Linked DNA regions of Homo sapiens: region 1 is linked to region 2. The links are chromatin contacts, found by Hi-C or POLR2A ChIA-PET in ENCODE. All regions are on one chromosome and are shown on one strand. Each heading gives the region's core, a stretch centred on a gene start or an enhancer-like site at or near the end of the contact. The rest is flanking DNA. Distances are from core to core; before and after follow the strand shown. Region 1 has its middle 6.7 kb from the start of BICRAL. Region 2 overlaps TRERF1 (transcriptional regulating factor 1).

Evidence for each region. Hi-C counts contacts between places; a loop is a spot of excess contacts on that map. ChIA-PET counts read pairs that join two places held with the same protein, here RNA polymerase II (POLR2A). Pooled maps may share reads with other maps.
Region 1: a loop to region 2 is called in a pooled map, with 3 times the contacts of the local background. The contact joins two enhancer-like sites. A Hi-C loop is called at or near these places in 2 of 37 single-sample maps with no recorded cell type and 2 of 50 pooled maps. POLR2A ChIA-PET finds 5 or more read pairs at or near these places in 5 of 52 experiments (A549, A673, GM12878 and 2 more).

What each region holds. Positions count from the first base shown.
Region 1 is chr6:42,774,001-42,776,700 of GRCh38, reverse strand. It overlaps a transcript of BICRAL not described here. Among named protein-coding and RNA genes, the nearest start is that of BICRAL, 6.7 kb to the left of the region's middle. Within about 2 kb of position 1,425, at least 15 of the 41 ENCODE cell types and tissues checked have a DNase peak (open chromatin) inside an H3K27ac peak, as active enhancers do.
Region 2 is chr6:42,238,482-42,241,181 of GRCh38, reverse strand. All of the region lies in intron 15 of TRERF1 (transcriptional regulating factor 1), which reads left to right. Among named protein-coding and RNA genes, the nearest start is that of MRPS10, 22 kb to the right of the region's middle. Within about 2 kb of position 1,306, at least 3 of the 41 ENCODE cell types and tissues checked have a DNase peak (open chromatin) inside an H3K27ac peak, as active enhancers do.

The DNA of each region.
Region 1 (2,700 bases), core at 176-2,675, 540 kb before region 2:
CAGGTTGGTTGGAGGAGAGTTCAGTAATATTAAGTATATAAAACCTTTGCTTTGGCCAGGTACGGTGGCTCATGCCTGTAATCCTAACACTTTGGGAGGCTGAGGCAGGAGGGTCGCTTGAGCCCAGGAGTTTGAGACCAGCCTGGGCAACATGGTCAGATCCCATTTCTACAAAAAATACAAAAATTAGCTGGGCATGGTGGCATGTGCCTGTGGTCCCAGCTACTTGGGAGGCTGGGGTGGGAGGATCACTTGAGTCTGGGAGGTTGAGTCTGTAGTGAGCCATGATCAAGCCACTGCACTCCAGCCTGGGCGACAGAGCAAGACCCTGTCTCAAAAATAAAAAAATAATAATAAAAATAAGGGCCGGGCTCAGTGGCTCATGCCTGTAATCCCAGCACTTTGGGAGGCCAAGATAGAAGGATCACAATGTCAGGAGTTCAAGACCAGCCTGGCCAAGAGACCAGCCTGGTCAATATGGTGAAACCCCATCTCTACTAAAAATACAAGAATTAGCCAGGTGTGGTGGCGGGTGCCTGTAATCCCAGCTACTCGGGAGGCTGAGGCAGGAGAATTGCTTGAATCCAGGAAGCAGAGGTTGCAGTGAGCTGAGATTGCACCATTGCACTCCAGCCTGGGTGACAGAGAAAGACTCTGACTCAAAATAAATAAATAAATAAAATAAAAAACCTTTGCTTCAGTGTCCCATATATAGTATTGAATAACAGTTGCCATTATTGTTGTGGTTGTTGTTGTTATTAAAAGTACCGTGGAATTATTTTCAAAGCAATGATAAGCAATTTATTGGAGTGATTACAAATGTTTTCAATACCTTGCCTACATTATTTTATTCAATATATGAATTTAAACACTTCACATCATCCTTGTAGAGGACTAAAGCTATTTGTCTCTATATTAAATGACATGTTTCAAGCTGGTTATTTTCCTTGACAGACTTAAAAAAAATCTGAACTCCTACAAGCTTTCAGTACAAGGATAAGGAATTAATACAATACAGCAGAGCTGTTAATAATAAAAAAAAAGCATTCAGCACTCCCACTGGCCTTCCTGTCTTACCCATGTAGACTGTTTCCCCATAGAATATGTTGAGGGGAGGACAGCCATCAGGTTAGGGGGGCACCACATGCTGTTGGAAGGCATGCCCAGGATGTGCCATTCACTGGCTCCCAGGTCCCCCTGGTATTCTATCAGAACTCTTTAACTCTCCTAAATAGAGCATTCCTTCTATTCCACCTGCTCAGGAGGATGGGGGAGTGGAGAGGAAGTGGAATGGAGGTCACATAATCAGGCTTTAAGGTGCTACCACAAAGCACACTTGGAGCTTAGTGAGAAAGTCAGTCTCTAAGATAGAACACCCATGTAAAGGGACTTGCCCAATAAATGTCAGTGTGCTTTCTGAAAATGAAACTACTAAGAGGTAAAACATCTGAAGAAGGAACTACTCTGGCCGGGCGCAGTGGCTCACGCCTGTGATCCCAGCACTTTGGGAAGCTGAAGCGGGCGGATCACCTGAGGTCAGGATTGTTCAAGACCAGCCTGGCCAACATGGTGAAACCCTGTCTCTACCAAAAATACAAAATTTAGCTGGGTGTGGTGGCATGCACCTGTAATCCCAACTACTTGAGAGGCTGAGACAGGAGAATCGCTTGAACCTGGGAGGCGGAGGTTGCAGTTAGTTGAGATGGCGCCACTGCACTCCAGCCTGGGCAACAAGAGCGAAACTCTGTCTCAAAAAAAAAAAGGAACCACTCTGAAAAAGATGACTCATAAATATGAGTGGAAGACAAGGAAATAAGTATGTACTAAGCAGGCACAAAGAAATATCCTTGACAATAAAGAAAAAAAAAAACTACGGGAGTGGAGACACTGTGTGACCCTCACAAGTATTCTGATCACTAAAGAGCCACATTCTTACTTGAGCACTTTTTAGAGCCTGATTAAATACCCTTAGACCATATAATTCTTTCTTTCCTAAATCTTCCAATTACTAGTTCCATTTCCCAGGGACCCTAATACTGTAAAAGTGACACCCTGTGCAAAGGTACTCTTATACTCCAAATGTTTATATATCTCTCTCACTATAAATCATACAATCAACTACTAGTTAGGTGTATTTATCAATCCTGAGTCAGGTCTAAGACAATCAGGAGGATGTTCAGAGATTGGCAGTCAGAGCAAAGGGCACACTGATGCTCTGAAAGGATATTTCGCACGCGGCCTGGTGAAAATGCGATGAGTTACTCCTGCCCCACCACATGCAAGCACCAAAACTCAAGTAATCATCTTCCCTTCTGAATTTGCTCTTCCTCTCTAGTCTCTATGCATGTTTGTAACACCCACCTTTCCCCTAGACCAACCCCTGGATACTTTTCATTTGTCTATGATTCCTCCTCATTCTCCCTCAAACCATGGAGCTGTTGGAGCTCAGAAAAATGATAGCTTGAAAGATGGCACCCTGATATGCTGAACTAAAGAATGGGCCTCAAGGTCTCTCTGACCTCTCCTCCTCCAAACCCCTATCTTTTCAGTCCTCCGTCTCTCTCAAAAGCACAGGATGTTCTCTGAAGTTTCCTTAACTACTGGACCCCAAAAGAGAAACAGAATTGCCTTAGTTCTCCTCTCTGAAATCTCATTATTTGTCACAGAAAAGACTGAGAAATGCAATCACATCTGGACGGG
Region 2 (2,700 bases), core at 57-2,556:
CCAGGCACTGTGGCTCACACCTGTAATCCCAGCACTTTGGGAGGCCAAGGTAGGTGGATCACGAGGTCAGGAGATCGAGACCACCCTGGCCAACATGGTGAAACCCCATCTCTACTAAAAAATTAACTGGACGTGGTAGTGCACGCCTGTAGTCCCCACTATTCAGGAGGCTGAGGCAGGAGAATTGCCTGAACCCGGGAGGTGGAGGTTGCAGTGAGCAGAGATTGCGCCACCGTACTCCAGCCTGGGCAACAGAGTGAGACTACATCTCAGAAAAAAAAACAAAAAACAAAAAACAGTATGCTCTCCTCCAGTTCAGTCAACTAAAAGCAGTTGAACTCCCACAATGTAAACAGCAATGTGTATGTAGTGCTGTGGGTAACCCGGGATGTTAAATGGCCCTTCCCTCCTCTCCCCCGACCACACAGAACATATGTCCTTGTTGGGAAGATATAACACATGTAAGTGGAAATACACCATGAACCCCAAGAGTGTTTAAAAGCAGTATGCAATGAGATCCAGAAAGTCTTAGATGCAGCGTTAAGGACTCTTTCACCCAATTTCACCATTTTACAGGAAGAAAGTTGAGACCCAGAGAGAGGAAGGGGCTTGCCCCAGGTCACACAGAGCATTGCTTTCCAAATGAGTAGAAGAGACAGTAAACAAGGAAGCACAAAGATTCCTAGCCTTGAAGACCTAGGCTTTGCTCCTAGGCTTGCTGGTCTGTAAAATGGCCAGATGATTTAAATGATTTAGAAAGTCCCTTCCAATTCTGGAATGTTCTGGGCTCTGTCAGTGCCGTGTTTTGGAAGAGGGGCAAAATCAGAGAATATGGTCTTCTAAGGTAAATTGGTGTATCTTAGGCTTGGGTGTTATCAAGTGCCTAGGACAGTGCACAGTGCCTGGCATAATACAGTCACTCAATAAATGTTTGTTAAATGAATGAGTGAATATTTTTCGAAGATAGGAGTTGCTCTGATTCATAAACATTCCTTCTGTGAATTCACTGGAGGGAGATGGAATGAACAAGGGGATGCTGAGCAGAGGAGTGACACTAACAAAGATGTTTCCACACAAGGCAGAGGCACCGTCTCGGACTGCCTGGGCTTCGAAGATGGGTAGGGAGACCCAGGCCGGCGTGAAGCTTCAGATTAAGGAGGAGAGGGTAAGAGGGTGCCCAAGGGGCCACACCCTCTTGGGTTTATTCACCAGGAGCCAGTGTTAGGCTGGGCCAGGAGTGTCCACACCCTCATTACTTGTGAGCTTAGGGAGAGCAAAAGGCTTATGTGCAGAGATGACTCAGGCCCACAAAAAAAAAACAAGAAAATCTTGATTAAAGGCCAATATGGCAGCTCACAGCTCCTTTGTGGGCACTGTGTGCACAGTCAGCCTTCTAAGCATAGTTTGCCGAGTGGAGATGAAAAATTGGGATCATGGGGATCCTGGGGAGGGTGCGCCTGGGGAGGGTGTGCAAGGCACAGTCCTAAGATGTGGTCCTACTCTTTGTCCTCGGGGCCTGCCTGGGACACCTGGGATAGCTCTCCTGATCATGTATCTTCAATGTTTTACGTAAGGGCGGGTGACCATTTCCCTCCAGATGGAACATGAAGGAACATGCTCAGGTGGTTCAGGGATTATTGAGGACTTGAGAGGGGAAAAGAAGGAGGTTTGAAAGGAATGATTGCCCTTTAGCTAAGTAGCCGGGAGGTCAACAGAGCACAGCTGCTCACTCAGCAGGGGCAGTGTGACTGGAAGCAGAGGCAGGGAGCCAAGATGGGTTCTGTTAATGAGGTGAGAGGAGAAGGTGCTGGCCACACCTTCCTGTCCCCTGCCTGTGCTCATGCTCCCCGACTCAGGACAAATATATGGGGCTGGCTGTGATCAAAATTTAGCACAATTCAAGAAACCAACTGAGGCAGTTAACTGACTGTGGAAAACAGCAATCAGGGCTCCAAGGGCAAAGGTAGAACTCACCATGATGTCAGCACAGTTACCTACAGCACAGTCCATTGATGGGGGCCTTGGGAAACATCCTCCTTCCCTTTGGCATTTCAAAGCAGCTGGTTCCAGTAATATTGAGAGATTTAGGATCTCTAAGCCATTTACAGATGGATAAACATGCACCTGTGGACATGTGCAGCCAGACCAAAGAGTGAAGAAGGTTGAGGTTTTGGAATAAGATAGGCCAGGTTTTGAATCTCAGTTCAACTTTTTTACCAGCTGTGTGACCTTGAGAAACTTATTTATTGGGTCAATTTCCTCATTTGTTTAAAAATGAAAAAATTTTACAGTGTTATGAGAACTAGAAATTGTGTGTGTGTGTGTGTGTGTGTGTGTGTGTGTGTGAAATGCATGATTCTCAGCAGGCATTCAATGTTGTCATCGTCATCATTATTATTAGTGACTAACACACAAATTTGTGTCTTTGAGCAGATTTGGGTTGTTGAGCATTTGTATTCTGACTTACCAATTTCTCATAATATGAATTCCATTTGCATGCTTGGGAAATAAAAATATCCTCCTCAAGAAACTCTTATTGTGGACACTCGAGGGTCTGAGCACCATGTTAAATGTATGGCCTCCTCCCCACCCCCATATTTGCCCACCTTCTAATTTTGGAATATAGTAAGTGTTTTGTTTCACAATATATCATAAAATGACCAACTTGTTGTTACGAAGTTCTACATGTTAAGATTTTTG